Linked DNA regions of Homo sapiens: region 1 is linked to region 2. A link is an interaction called in ENCODE POLR2A ChIA-PET data of the cell type or tissue named here. Cell type or tissue: OCI-LY7. All regions are shown on one strand. Each heading gives the region's core, and the rest is flanking DNA. Links, peaks and the distances in the headings are about the cores only.

Region 1 (8,123 bases), core at 1,625-6,624, 320 kb before region 2:
TCAAAGAGAAGAATGGAATATAATTTCAAGAAACTCTCTAAGTGACTCAACGGATATTAATGACCACACCGAAAAGTGGGAAGTAAATGTAACATGTGGCAGAGCAGGGTTGGAGTCAGACACTCATACCATGGATAACTATTTGTCATTTTCCCAGTGACTCCATAGCTCTCCAAGCTCCTACATAGAAGAGATTTTCTGTGTGGAGTAGCAATGGCCATGTTTTCATCAACTCTAAAACAATCCAATTTGCATCTACCCTTCATGAAGAGGGTTGCCTATTCTCTAATAACAGAAGTTTCCCCCTTCTCTCCTTTTCTAAGTCCTGTGCCCAGGCTTAAAGCCACAGGAAAGAATCAACTGACACCACCACTCAGGCAATAGTTTCTAGAAAAATCTGACTCCTCCCTATGCCACGTGTCCTTTAAGGCAATCAGTGTGTCATGGAGATCTACAAAGGTCCTGGTTACTCATCACTCCTGCTCTTCCCTGAGCAGCCCCTTGCTCCTCTCACTTCACTTCCAAGACCTGTTAGCATCAGCCTGCTTGAGACTACTCCTGACAGCTGTGTATGGCACAGCTTCCTTCTCCACTACACCTGCCTTCCCGCATTACACCTCTCCAAGGCATTAGCTCACATCAACAATCACCAAGCAGATCTGCTCTGCTGCCAGCTATGCAGGGACAGGACTGAGTAGGAATCAATATATCCCACGACCAGCTAGAAGACAAAGCGAGATCAACATTTCTGCCCTTTGAGAGAGTCAGGACACTGGGAAAGAGAGACAAAGGGGCTGAGGGAGGGGGGTTGAATCAGTCTAGGCTCAGTAGGGTGCCCTTGTGGAGTGCCAGCCCTGAAGTTATTGCTCTTTCAAAGTCAGAGAAAAAAATAAAATGAGACAATTTGTTCAATTTAGTCCATCTTCTCCATAGGGAAGAGAAAAGTGGAACCAGCTTTGCCAACATGGCAAGTTTGGCCAGTAAACTGGGTTCTCCATGGCTTTGATCTGAAAGAACCTGTCTAGCCATGGTGTTGGCAGTTTTGTCACACTTAGAGCTAGAGAGCAATCACTGGGGCTGTCCTCAGGGCAGTGGCCTGGGCTACCATATTGGAAGCAACAGGATGGTCCATTGATTGTTTTAGCTGAGGTTTTATGCTGGGAACTTAATTACTAAGTACAAAAAGGAAGACTTCCTCAGCTCTCATGATCCACCATATGAGGGTGATTTGTTAGAAAAAAAAAAAAAAGACATTTAAGGACCTCTCTTTAGGGTCTCTTAGACCCACACCATCCTCCTCATCTAGGTGAGAGGCTCCATTCAGATGAATGGACTAAAGCCTAGGATTATAACCAATCATGTCCCTCAACTCTCCCTCCTCCTGTTCCTCACAACTTAATTAATGCCACAACCAACACCCCTGTTGCCTAATCCAGGAAACTCAAATCCTACTTTGTCTCTACAACTAGCACCTCCTGTTCAATCTATCACAAAATCCTATTGAGTCTTCCTTCTAAATGTCACTTGACTCTGTCCCTTTCTCCCTTTCCTTGTTTCAACCCTAGCTTGGGCCACCATCATCTCCAGTCCATTCTGCACAAGCCCAGAGAGGTATACTCTCAAAATGTAAACAGAATTATGTCATCCTCTTCCAGATTAAAATCTATCAATGCCTTTTCACTGGTTGTCATTAGGATAGTCTAAACTCCTAACTCTTGCCAACAAGGCTCTTCATGGTCCAACTTTTGCTAGTGTTTCTGATCACATCTCCTTGTATTTATATTTCATCCCTCCACACACCAGCCCACCTCACCCATACAAACACACAGGCAAACACATAATATGCTCCATAATTTAGCCATATTAAATATTCAGCTCTTTGAATGAACCACACTTTTTCCCTTAAGTTGCTGAATACTTTACCCTTACCTTGTAGAATACTCTTCCTCCTACTCATTCATTAGTACTCACCTTACAAGTCAGTTCCTCTGGGAAGCTTTCCCTGAACAACCGACTTCTATCTTCATAGTTGTTAGAGAAGTTTGGTGCAACATATAATTATGATGGCTGATTGCATTCAGATGCATTTAATTTTAGTAGCATCTGCTATTTGCATATTTACCTGGTAAGTAACCATGGAACACAAATGACCTTTTATTCTTGTCCCTTCTGTCCTCAGCATAATAACCCTCTTAAATAATTCTGCCTTCCTGGGAAGTGTGGTGTCCTATAAACTTTCGCTGTGCAAACTTAGGCACTTTACAGAGATGTGCAGCGACTGATTGAGAATTCTTTGTATAAAACATTTAATTGACTCGAATTGCAGAACAGAAGAGATGTGTATTTGATGGCAACTATCTACAAAAGGAGTAATACATTTACTACCAGATGATCATAATTGCACTTCACAAAAACTGGAAGATTTCACCATTATGTAGTTTTGTTGTTTTCAAAAGCCTCTTTGGTAAACACAGCCTCTGGCCTTGCGGTCTTCACTAGCTAGCTCCATTTGATTGCAATTGTTCATCTTCATTAGGAGCTTCACCTGTAATTGAGTGTATTCAAGAGAAAGCTTGGTAGGTATTTTAACACAACCTGCAGTTGCTTTTGTGCTCCAAATCAGAGATTCTATCCTGTTGATTTTGCTCATTCCTAAGTTATTTCTTTGACTTGGCCACTTGAATAAATTGTTATATTTGGATCCATCCTAAATGGAAGCCTGGTATTCAAGATATTATTTGATCAATATCTTAAGAGTTTAATGGCCTGCATTTATTCTCCTCCATTTCGGTTTTACAGGTGTGTTTTAAACTTCAAAGGCCTTCCAAGTAACTCAGATGTACTATAACTTATCCTATTATCTGAAAAAGATGGCCCACTCGCTGAGGTTTGGAAATATTTTGCGCTATAGAGACTCAAAGATACATGTTAGGCTCCTTCAAGATGCACAAAAGAGACTTGCTCGGGTTACTTGTAAAAGGTCATGGGATTTGTTGTACATGTTTATTAACCAGAGTTCTTTTTATCCTCTCTTCATTATGGTAGAGGCTCCCCTACCAACCTCACTCCCTGGACTCTCTTTCCCTCATTCAAATAGCAAGGCTCGTGGCATTCACTGCCTCGAGGGAGGGTTACTGCACTAAAAAGTAAAGAAAAATAAAGTCTGACTGGGTAGGGTTTCAAGGTTCTAGTATCCTGAGAGGAAGAGCCAGAAATTAAAGTACATGAAAAAGCAAAAGGAATAAGAACTACTGCCCCTTCCCCTGCATATACACCAAGATCACCTTGGCTTCCCAAGGGTGGGGAAAGAAGGGTGCTGAGGGAAGGAACCAAAGGAGAGGGACATGTACAGGTCTGCCATGAGAAGGGGCTTGGAGTGACCATGAGGCAGTAGTGACATCAGGTCCCTTGGGTTGCCTGGCCTCTCCTCCTTCAATATCCCCCGTATTGTCAGCAGCAAGCAGCTTCTAGGAACTGCTCACCTCTTCAGACTGTCTAGTCCTTACCCACAAGCAATGCAACCCCCTTCTCTAAAGAGCTGTGCTGCGTCTCCTTCCCACATTGCACCCCACAAAAACCTTGCTGTGAGAGCAGGCAGTACATCCTCAGTGAACCTCTGGGAGTACAGTGCCAATCTGGCCCAAGATATTGTCAGTCTCAACAACATACCCAGTTTCAATAAGCTTCAAAGAAGGACAGGGACTTGGATACCCCATGGGGAGCAAGTAGGATGGAAAGAAACATCCTTGCACTTGTACGCAGATACAAATGGGCTTAAACTTCCTCAAACCCCACCTCCTACTCACCCTCAGCCCCTCAGCCAGGAAATGGTAAAACACACTATTAGATAAGAATTCACAGGAAAGCCAGGAAGTCAGCAGATCAACCCAATTAAGCCCAGCCAAGCCTTACAGAGGCCAGAATTTCATTCAAGACACAATGCCACCAAAAGCAGCTACCAAACCATCTTATCCCCTCAGCAGCTAACTTCTGCTGTTGCCCTCTCAGGTGCTGCACGAGAGTGGGTGATGCAGCTACTCTCCCTGTGGCTGAGTCTCTAATTGGTCTCCCCCTGCTGTAACCAACTAATGCCAAGAGTCTGAAGTTCAAAGCCACTCAGGTGACAATGTGACAGGGTTGGCTGGTTAGCTCATCAAGAGCTGAACTGAACTCTCAGGCAACACTCCTTTTAGACCACAAGTCAGCCTATGAGTCAGCTGCCATTGGAGAGAACACCAGTTACTTGTCAAGTCCAGTGAAGCCAAACCCAGAAGAAGGACTGTGGTGTGGTGACTATTCTGAGACTTCACAGAAAGAAACAGAGTAACTGTCAGGTGCTTTACATGCCAGGCCAGGAAAGGATGTTAGGATTAAAATGCTGTCTACATTTCAGTTCCTAGGACCCAAAACCCAGGGCTGAAGTAATCCAGCGAATGTCATACAATTCACCCGGAAAAAAAAACAGATTCTATTGTAGAACTCAAAGTACACAATACACGTATAAATTGAGGGGCATACATAACACTTGCCAAGTTTGCCAAAATTCCAATGCTTTTTTTTCCTGATGTGTCCAGATAGAGATGTGGCAGCATTGACCACGCAGAAGGCACAACACCTGAAAAGCAGATGACTTGGTTCTCAAATGCAACCAAGAATGCATTAAGGAGGCCAAGGCAGGAAGATTGCTCGAACCCGGGAGTTCAAGATCAGCCTAAGCAACATAGTGAGTCCCTGTCTCTACAAAAGAAAAAAAAAAAAAAGCTGTGCATGGTAGTGTGCACATATGTAGTCCTAGCTACTTAAGAAAATGAGGTGGGAGGATTGCTTGAGCCCAGGAGTCCAGGAGGTTGGGGCTGCAGTGAGCCATGATGGCAATGCTGCACTCTAGCCTGAGCAACAGAGCAAGACCCTGTCTCAAAAAAAAAAAATGTATTAAGGAACAAGGGCTAACTCTCCTGGGCTAGAAGGTTTGTAAGTCCTTGAGCTTAACCAACAGTATCTCTTTCCCACAGGGTAGGAAGGAGAATACAAAGGCTGCAGCTGGTCCATGAGCCAAAATAACTAGTGTCTAGGCCCATATGCATTTGTGGCATGGGCTGAATACTGGAGGCCCCTGGACTTTGCAAAGTGCCTCATGTCTATGCAGTGCTGTCTTCAGTTGCCTTTTCTGTACTGGCAAAAGACTGGTTACATTCGTGCCCAAGAATATGAACTTGAACTATTCAAGATGTTTTACAACCATTTCTGTGATAACTCCATGAACACACACACAAAAGCCATAGATTCTGTAAAACTGCAGGCTGTACATAATAGGGCTTTGGGGGAAAATAGTGTTGGGACAAAATCTATGGAACTTTGTCATTAAAGCCCTAAGAAAAACAATAACAACTCTCACAAATATACAGGCACAGTTAACTTTCTATTGGCATTAGCACCCAACACCACAATCAGTTTATCATTTGCAATCTTAATCTGAAACTCCTGTTTCCTCCTCCTTACTGAAATAAGCTCTTGAAGGCATGATATGCTTCTAATAGAGACCAGTTTCATCAAAACCAAAAAATATATCCTTTGTTTTAATACAGAAAGAAATTTTTTTAGCTTTCTTATCTACACCCTCAGCTTCCTCAGATAGCTTAACACATTGAAAAATATAGTTCTTAAAGCCACCAAATCAGCCATGGTGTTAAAAATAGACCAAAGGAGTAGAATGGATTCATCTCTTTGCACTTTCTATTAAGATATGCATTAGGTCTCTCAAATTAAAACCAGAGCAGAAATTCTCCAAAGCTAGGAGCCAGAAATGCAGGTAAAATCCAGATAAAGGAATAAGCATCCGCAGAGCTTTTATCTCATTAAAATAAATAAAGAAAAAAGACAAGGATGAGGGAGGTGAAAGGAGATGGGATCATCTGGGTTCTAACAGTCACATAAACACTGATGGTGAGGAGGTGAAGATGAGGACTTTATTAAAGGAATAATGTTCTCACCATAAACTCAAACTCATTTCATGCTGTTTCTTGTCCTTGTTCCTTGTCAAACCACCTCCTATGCCTCTTTGGTACACAACCCCCTGTGAAAATGACTGATCTAGTCTAACCCATCAGGCACACATAGGTCAGCACCATGTGAGAAACTCCCTCGGGTGCTATCTCAGCACCAAGGAGAGCTCCAGGCCAATTGCGATGGTAGGCCATTTGTGCTTTTCCTTCTGAGCAACTAAGGAAAATCCAGTCCATCTCACTCCTTCACTTAGCTTTTGGTGTGGATGTACTCCAGGAGGATTTCAATTTTATATTTCAATAACTTATGTCATTCCTCTCCCAGATTAGGCATGCCCAGTCCCACTGCATTTCACCAGAATGCTGTTCCAAAATGTGGTCCGGGTCCAGGCTAGGGTAAAACATAAAAGAATTCAATTTAGAGGAACAATGAAAGTGTAATGTCTAACTGAGAATGGAAGTGATGGTGACCCATGTGTGCCCTGTGTATGTTTGTGTTAGTGTGTATGCATGTGTGAGTGTGAAGTCAATCCTCCACTCACAAAAGCCATTTTATGGGAATAAAACTGTTCATCTTTCATCCAACAATTTGAAATTGAGATATTATTAATTATACACTAGGCAGGTTTTCTCTCGGTTGAAAACCTGAGCAATTGAAATTATAATACAAGCACACCCACGTTAGCCTTCCATCTTACTCGTATTGACTCCTATTTATTTCTTCATGAGACTTGTTTTTTTCTTCCCTTCAAAAAAATAGAACTTGAAAATAAAATAATGGCATAACAGAAAGTAAGCTGTGATTTAGGTTGCCTTTTTATCTTCTTTTATTTCAAAAGAATGATCTGGAACAAAGAATACTTTTGTGAGGTAAAACAGATGATCCTCTAAGAGGACTGCACAGTCTGTGAGTATTATTGATTTTTCTTCCTAAGTCATTTCAGCGATACAATCTTGAGCTGAGTGACCATCGATAGTAAATGATTTCCAGCCAGACACTCAATTGTCAGACCTGCTTCTCTCAAAGGTTTAGCACTTCTGGTGAAAATACATACATGGATTTTGAAGCAGTAATAGTGTATGATAGAAGATGTCAACTTGAGAGAATTTTTACTTATTATAACAAGCCCTATGACTGGAATTACAAACAAGAAAGTGAAAAGGAAACCACAGTTTCTGCTAGTTTTTTAAAAAATTTTTTTCTTCAAGGCTTGGGAAATTACAATAAGTAACTAGATCTATTGCTTCCTAAACCTTAAAGCCAAAAAGGAACAATATTAAATCTCCCAAGATCAAGATCTCTTGTATCAAAGAATGTGTAATGAGACTACATGTCAACATCATGAGTGGCAGCACCACCACCTTGAGAGATCTGTGATGTAATGATGCATGGGCAATAGGGTTCAAGGGGCATTTTCTCCAATCCCTGGCAAGCTCCTGCTGAAGCTCCAACCTAAACCTTATTCAAGCTAAAATCTTTGAAGAATTCAACACCAATCTTTTTCTTGAGTCCTATAAAATGCTAAGAGTTTGACCATGAAATTCAAGTCTCAACACAGCTCTTGGAAACCCAGTAACAATAGTCCAAACCTTCATCCTTCAGGTTGAATGTATAATTTCCCAACCATACTTGTATTGACTCCTATTTATTTCTTCATAAGACTTGTTTTTTTCTCCCCGCTCAAAGAAAAAGAGACTTGAAAATAAAATAATGGCATAACAGAAAATAAGCTGTGATTTAGGTTGCCTTTTTATCTTCTTTTATTTCAAAAGAATGATCTGAAACAAGGAATACTTTTGTGAGGGAAAACAGATGATCTTCTAAGAGGACTTTCATTGGGGTTTCTCTATCTATCTATCTCTCTCTCTCCCTCCTTCCCACTTCCACCACTACCCCGTCATTACCTCAATCCTTCGGGCCAAGATAATTCTGCCCAAGCTTATGTAAGTCCTTGGAAAATCAGAGTGCCTGTGAGCTACACTGGATCCACCTAATGAAAAAATAACACTCAACTAGATAAAAATGGAGACACTTTAAGAACACAACTTGAGGTTCTAGTAGGTTCTCCCAAGATCTTCTGCAGAAAGAGTAGCATTTAAATGCTTAATCAAAGTCATTTA
Region 2 (8,123 bases), core at 1,444-6,443:
AGCAAGAGTGTTAATGCAAGAGCTATTTGGCATAGGAAATGGACAGAGTAGCCCTTGAACTGTTCTTGTTGTACAGGTCATTTTGTTATTAACGCTGATACTATGAAAGCTTTCATTTCTGGTGATTTCTTACCTGATAAGAACAAAATAAAATGATGCTCAGTGTGCCACTTCCCTTCATTGCCTCCAAATGTCCCAGGCTTCTCTTATAAATTTTTTTATGTGGTCTAGCTATAAAATTTGAGAAATGAAACTGAGAACTCCAGCAACTGCTTCTTGATTGGTCTCACATGGCGTGCATTGCTAGGTCTCTGTGCTGTTACAACCATTGCTGTCCCATCAGCTGTGTTTTCCTGAGGGTGGTTCAAGTCACAGTGCTGGTGATGTCACTCCTGTCCCCTCTGCTGAGATCGGCGTGGTTCCAGTAAGTGATGCGTATGGTAGCAATTTGCATCATGCTGTGTTATCCAAAACTTCTCTAATGTGCACTTTTTATAGCATCTCTGCTCTAAAATCCAGCACCACCAGCACTGCTTGTTTTAGAACTCTTTCTGAAGTCTGATCACACAGGAATAAGAATACACTCATGGATAGAAAATCCCTGACTGATATTGGCACCAGCTCTTTATTTGGAAAGGGGTTTGGTATATTGGATAATAAAGAGCACAAAAATTAAAATAAAAGCAAAACTCATTACTGTTCGTATCCACCATACCCTCAAAAGTCCTATTGCCTGACACAATGAATAGTATTCAAAATTGTAAGTTAAGGGCAATGCCAACCAATTTGGGGATCAGGCTTCTTTATGTCACTCCTTGTCCTGAAAAATCTCCAATGGCTTTTACAAAATGATGATATTAATGAATTTTAGGAATATGAGCTTGTGTGGCTTTCCCTTTTGAAAAATGTGTCAACTTCCCCATTCACAGACTGAAAGGCTTAGCAAAGTGCTTGTTAACAAATGTCTTAGTAATGGTAGATTTTCAATAGCATAAACTACGTGGTTTGACTAAATATGGATGAAACTATGCTTTTTAAGTTACATGTGAAATCAGCCACATTACTTCATCTAATATGCAGCCGTACCCAGTATGAGTATAAAAACATTCAATGATAATTACAATGGTAAAGATGATGGTGAAGGCTTTAGGGACATTGGGCAGCAGTCAAATCATTAACTGGAAATGGATACTATTTCAGAATCTTGAAAAAAAATACTGAAATGGAGTAAATAGGAGGCTCACTGGAGATATATTTAGGAAACAGAATTTGCTGCTTTCCAGTTAATGATGTGAGTCATGCCCAGTATCCCTAAGGTCATCAGCATCCTCCTCATCATTGTAATTATCTTTGAATTTCTCTCAAACTCACACTGAGCATGGAGGGCTGGTAGGTGCTTTGGTGCCTTCTATGGTTCTAAATCGTGGCTTATTTAGAGGTTGTTAACAGTATCATCTGGTTTTTAATTGGTCAGCAGTCAAAAACTTTAAAAATACTGAATCATCTCCCTGAGCAAAATTGGTGCTTTTCGGCTTCTGACTTGAGTTTACAGTGGGAATAATGTAAGAGCACATCTGAGTGGGAAGCTGTGGGGCTGGGATGAGTCAAAGGCCTCCCTCAATCCACTTAGAGTTCTTCATCTCATCAGGGTGATTCGCCTGTCACTGTTCATATGGTGCCCGAGGCAAAGGGTTAGTACTGCTGATGGTGACATAGCCTATAGCAGCAGCGCAGCAATTACCTGGGAGTCACATTGTATTTGCAGTTTGTTTAGATGGATGGATGGAAGAGACTGCAGGTCAACATCAAGTTTTGTGGTCAGACTTGGCAAATACAGGAATAAAAATATGACCACAATGGTCATTTAAATATGAGCTACTGTAGTCTTCTGTCTATGCACCCTTAAATATGTGCTTCTGTTTATGAAGTTCTTACTCTACGGAACTACTTCAAGTCATTCTATTCCTAGAGGGAAATAAGTATCTAACATGATACTTATTTCCCTCTAGGTGAAGCTGGGTTTATTCAAGCATTATCAGCAACAGGGAGAGAGAAGAAAAATATTGTAAAGGAAATATAATAAAAGCCATCAGGGAAAGCTACTTAAGGATGAGTTTTTTTAAAAAATGTACTCAAATAATGAGATAAAAGGAAAAGTAGAGAGAAGAGAAAAATGGAAAGATGTACTGAAAACAGGAACGTGCAAAGAAAATATAAAGAAAATAATAGAGTGATAGCTGCAAAACCTGCCAAAGGTCTGCAGAAGGGAAAGGGGAGCAAAAAGACAACTAAATATATTGCATTATGCCATATGACCCAACGATTCCATTCCTAGGTATATACCAAAGATAACTGAAAACATGTCTACACAAAAACCTGTATGCAGATATTCACAGCAGGAGTATTCATAACAGCCCCAAACTGGAAACAACCCAAAGGCCTATCAACATATGAGTGAATTAGCAAAATGTGGTATACCCATACAATGGAATATTATTCAATGATGAAATGAAATGAAGTACTCGTACATGCAACAACATGGAAAAACCTTGAAAACATTATGCTAAGTGAAAGAAGCTACTCATGTATTGTAATTATTGTATTTTGTACATAATGTATTTATATGAAATGCCCAGAATAAGCAACTTTGTAGAGACAGAAAGTAGATTGGTGGTTCTCAGAGACTAGGGGGAGGAGGAAATGGAGAATGACTGCTTATGGGTATGGGATTTCTTTTTGGGATGATGAAAATGTTCTAAAATTAAACAGTTGTGATGACTGTACAACTCTGAATATACTAAAACCCACTAAATTGTATACTTTAAAATACTGAATTATGATACACATCTCAATAAAGTTGCCACTTAAAAAATATCCAGACTGCTGTGTTATTTCTTTTCCATTTTTTAGGGTCTTCTATAAGGATGGGCCCTAGCAGTATGCCTGAGGCATAGGTAGGGATGAGGCATGGGGGAGAAAAGAAGAAAAAAGAAAGAAAGGGGCTTAGAAGGATAATAAGAGACATTGGAAGATGGTAGATATAGAAGAAGAAACAATAGAAGAGAGAGTTTCAATTAGGTTTATTAAACTGCAAGGGACAGAGACTTACTCCAGTTAACTCAACAAAAGGGTTTATTGGTAAAGAAATACATGGAGAGACCTTGAAATGGCAAGACTTAGACACAAAGGCAGCTCTTGCAAGCAGCTCTGCCATCATCCTCATGGACTGTGTCATCTCACAAGATGTATCTACTTCTCCCTGTGTATCTGATGCATTTTTTCTCTAATATATGACTTTCTCTTTTCCCTCATAATTTCAGCTTGCATGTAACTTTGGCTTACAGTGTCCTTTCCAAACCTGACAATCTCATAGCATTCTTAGTACCATCTTTGCCCACTTCTTCGGTGGCTCCATGATTCATTAACAGTTTTCTGATTCTCATGTCCTGAGATAGGAGTCCAGTTAGTTCTGTTCACGTTTGCAATCCAAAACCTGGATCATAGGCCACTGGTCACCTAGCCAATCTGTAGACTGATCCTCCTTGGATTATGTGCCCATCTGTTCTCATTAGCTGAGAGCAGAACAGTGGCATTATCTGGTTCACAAAAGGCATAGTGGGTTGTAGGGAGGAAAGAAGGATGGCTGGGCTTGGTGGCTCAGTGGTCAGATGTAGTGGCTCATGCCTGTAATCTTAGCACTTTGGGAGGCCAATGTGGGTGGATCACTTGAGCCCAGCCTGGGCAACACAGGGAGACCTTATCTCTCCAAAAAACTTAAAAATTGGCTGATTGTGGTGGTATGTGCTTGTGGTCTCAGCTACTCAGGAGGCTCAGGTGGAAGGATTGCTTGAGCCTGTGGGGTAGAGGTTGCAGTGAGCGAAGATCATCCCATTGTACTCCAGTTTGGGTGACAGAGCAAGACCTTGTCTCTAAAAAGAAAAAAATATAAAAGGAAGAACGGGGGACAGTTTGCCAAATGACACCCTGCGTGGGCAGTGGAAAATCTTCCCACTACAGGGAGAAAAGTGGCATACAGAAGGGTGCAGTTGGAAACCTTGTCAACTGTCCCTGCCAACTGATAATAACTCTTGATAAACATGAAGTTCTTCCTCCATGCACCACTCAGAGGAAAATACTTATTGCCCATGTTAGTGCTTTAGTTTGGACCTTACTATTGTTTGAATATGATTTGTCCCCACGAAAATTCATGTTGAGGCTTGGTCCCCAGTGTGGCAGTGTTGGGAGGTGGTACCTTTAAAAGGCAATTAGGCGCCAGGCACGGTGGCTCACGCCTGTAATCTCAGCACTTCGGGAGACCGAGGCGGGCAGATCACGAGGTTAGGAGATGGAGACCATCCTGGCTAACATGGTGAAACCCCATCTCTACTAAAAATACCAAAAAAAAAAAAATTAGCTGGGCGTGGTGGCGGGCACCTGTAGTCCCAGCTATTTGGGAGGCTGAGGCAGGAGAATGGCATGAACCTGGGAGGTGGAGCTTGCAGTGAGCCGAGATCGCGCCACTGCACTCCCACCTGGGCAACAGAGCAAGACTCTGTCTCAAAAAAATAAAAAAACAAAAAAAACAGCAATTAGGTCATTAAGAGGTCTCAATGCCTTTGTCTCAAGAGTGAGTTCTCACTCTCAAGGGACTGGGTTAGTTACCAAGAATGCAGGTAGTTACAAAGTGAGGACACCTCTAATGTTTGCCCTTTTTGGCAAGTGCCTGCTTCCCTCCCCCCCCCTTTTTTTTTTTGAGACAGAGTTTGGCTCTTGTTGCCCAGGCTGGAGTACAATGGCACAATCTTGGCTCACAGCAACCTCTGCCTCCAAGGTTCAAGCGATTTTCCTGCCTCAGCCTCCCGAGAATAGCTGAGATGACAGGCATGTGCTACCACACCCAGCTAATTTTGTATTTTTAGTAGCAATGGGGTTTCTCCATGTTGGTCAGGCTGGTCTCAAACTCCAGACCTCAGGTGATCTGCCTGCCTTGGCCTCCCAAAGTGCTGGGATTACAGGTGTGAACCACCGTGCCCAGCCCTGCTTCCCCTTTTGTTTCTCTGCCATGTTCTGATGCAGCATGAGGCATTCACCAGAAGCCACCAGATGTAGCTGCCCAATCTTGAACTTCCCAGCCTGCAGAACCATGAGCTAAATAAATCTTTAAAAACAAATTAGCCAGTTTCAGGCCGGGTGTGGTGGCTCACGCCTGTAATCCCAGCACTTTGGGAGGCTGGCGGGGGGTGGATCACGAGGTCAGGAGTTTGAGACCAGCCTGGCCAACATGGTGAAACCCCATCTCTACTAAAAATATAAAAATTAGCTGGGCATGGAGGCGTGAATCTGTAATCCCAGCTACTTGGGAGGCTGAGGCAGGAGAATCGCTTGAACCCGGGAGGTGGAGCTTGTAGCGAGCCGAGATCGCACCACTGTGCTCCAGCCTGGGCGACAGGGCTAGGCTCCATCTCGGAAAAAAAAAAAAAATTGGCCAGTTTTAAGTATTCTGTTATAGCAACACAAAACAGACTAAGACAGACCTAAACTCTATATTTTTGCTAAAAGAAAATTAGAAAGAGCGTGAATTCAGTTTCTTCCCCCATTTCTAAAGTTTTAAAATCTTCCTATAATTAGTCAAATACTTGAGTAACAACAAAAAAACCATGTTGAAATGAAATGTAAGCATGATAATATCCAATATTTGCTAAGTAAAATTTATATTCTATTTTTTTACCTCACATAAAGAAACACATGTGTGTTGGCCTGGCTAACACAATTATTGTACATAAAAACTACAGTATATACTTTATAATTCCGCTTCTAGGTATATATCCCAAAGAATTGAAAGTAGGGACTCAAACACACCAATGTTCATAGCAGCATTATTCATGATAATCAAAAGGTGGAAATAACCCAAATGCCCATCAACAGATGAATGGATAAACAAAATGTGGCATACAAATATATATATATATATATATATATATATATATATATATATATATATATATGAATGTTTAGCCTTAAAAACAGAAATGTGATTCTGATACATGCTACAATGTCGATGAATCTTGAAAACATGCTAAGTAAAATAAGCCAGGCACAGAAGGACAAACATTATATAATTTAATTTATGTGAGGTACCTAAAATGGCAAATTCATTGACACAGGATGTAGAGCAGAGGTTACCAGTGGGTAGGGAAAGGGGTAATGGGGGAGTTTCTCTTTGGGATGACGAAAAAGTTCTAGAGATGGATGTGGTGAAGTACCTACAACATTGTGAATGTACTTAACACCACTTGAAATGTGTTTAATATACATTTGAAAATAGTAAAATTGGTAAGTTTTATGTTACGTATATTGCCACACACACATACTCACACATCCAGGAAGAAGAACAACCAAAACTCCGAATTTGCATTAGTGCTTCTTGGTAAAAATGATTTCATTTTTCATGAAATCACTGGAAAGTTGTAGTCTCCACTAGATCTTCTTACAGAGACGTTGCTGAAGAAATAAAGGGCCAGGCCTGGTGGCTTGCACCAGTAATCTCAGGCATTATTTGGAAGGCTGAGGCAGGAGGATTGCTTGAGCCCAGGAGCTCAATACAAGCCTGAGCAACATAATGAGACCCCTGTGTCTACAAAAAAGAGAAAAGTTAGCTGGGTATGGTGGTGAGCATCTCTATCCCCACATTGGCTGAGGTGGGAGGATCACTTGAACCCAGGAGTTTGAGGCTATGAGCTATGATCATGCCACTGTACCCCCACCTGGGTGACACCTGAAAAGCAAAGAAAGAAGGAAGGAAAGAAGGAAGGAAGGAAGGAAGGAAGGAAGGAAGGAAGGAAGGAAGGAAGGAAGGAAAGAAAGAAAAAGAGAAAGAGAGAAAAAGAAAAGAGAAAAAAGAAATAAGAGACTAAGAGACTTGCTGTTCTATCACCCATTTACTCACTGCATGGTGAACATGAGATGAAGAAAGAAAGAAAGAAGGAAAGAAAAAGAAAGAAGGAAGGAAAGAAAGAAGGAAGGAAAGGAGGGAGGGAAAGAGAAAGAAAGAAAGGAAGGAAGGAAGAAAGAAAGAAAAAGAAAAGAAGAAATAAGAGACTAAGAGACTTGCTGTTTTATCACCCATTTACTCACTGCATGGTGAACATGGGGTGAAGTTGCACAGAGGCCTTTTTTATTTTTACACACATAACACGCTTCAGTCTAGTCAAAAGATCGGGCTCTGTAGGGTATCTTGGTAATTACGCAATTGTTAAAACACTTGAGCTGTTGTGTATAGTAACATGCTTCCTCTGGAAAAAAACTATGTTGCTTGTTCCATCTTCTGTTTATGTTTTCAAATATAATAATGCTTGGTTGGCTTATGTGAAATAGTATGAGTTATTAAAACAAGGAGCCATGAGTGTCAGGCAAAAGCAGGATTTCCTGCCCCCTAGCATGAGCTGCCATTCTCTGCCATTGCTTTTCTTTGAAAGATGACGTTTTCTTGTAATAAAAATGAAATGTAACTCTCTCAGACTTACTTTTAAAGATATGGCTTCTGGCTTATAACTAAAGAGGCTGTTTATGGCCAAGAAATAGTAGCAGCTTAGAAATGTTAAAGGCGAGCGGGGGTAGATGTTGAGCCTTTTCCATACAAAGTCTTGTTGACCACTCCCACCACGAGTGTTGACACACGGGCACCGTCATCGTTGAGTGTGCAGAAGTGTACCTTCTTTGAGAACTAGCAAGAATCTAATGCTTCTGGCTGCAGCAGAGCTTAAATATTTTAAATTTGCTTTTAATTTTTATGGTTGTTATGTTTATTAGCGTTTCCCTCCAATTTTCGTTATGTTGTTTGAATTCTTGTTTGGGTGTGGAAATCTTTAGAGTGAAATGAAGTTTTAGTAATCCAACACCTTTTTATCTTTCTCTTTCTTTCTCTCCAGCTTGCTCCTCATGCTTCCCTTTTCTTTCCATCACACCCAAAGCTGGTAACACTTTCCTGCTGAGAAATTTTTAAAGTCATCACACAGCTCTAACAAATGAGGGCTGTCATAGTTTTGGGATGAGAAAATCTACAGCAGCTCACACAGATCTAGGAGTTGATAGTGGTTAATTGACAGCCGGAAGGACTCGGGCTT

What was found. ChIA-PET counts read pairs that join two places held together with the same protein. Peaks named below come from ENCODE experiments on the same cell type or tissue, not always from the same donor. Only the 100,000 strongest peaks of a DNase experiment are listed, where the experiment ranks them.
Region 1: POLR2A ChIA-PET joins it to region 2 with 5 read pairs; 3 of 35 experiments call an interaction of 5 or more read pairs at or near these places.

The regions. Positions count from the first base shown.
Region 1 is chr5:124,540,693-124,548,815 of GRCh38, forward strand. No RefSeq gene overlaps it. Among named protein-coding and RNA genes, the nearest start is that of LINC01170, 110 kb to the left of the region's middle. In OCI-LY7, for the core only: no CTCF peak of the experiment used is centred there; a DNase peak (open chromatin) is centred at 4,149.
Region 2 is chr5:124,858,829-124,866,951 of GRCh38, forward strand. No RefSeq gene overlaps it. Among named protein-coding and RNA genes, the nearest start is that of ZNF608, 120 kb to the left of the region's middle. In OCI-LY7, for the core only: no CTCF peak of the experiment used is centred there; no DNase peak of the experiment used is centred there.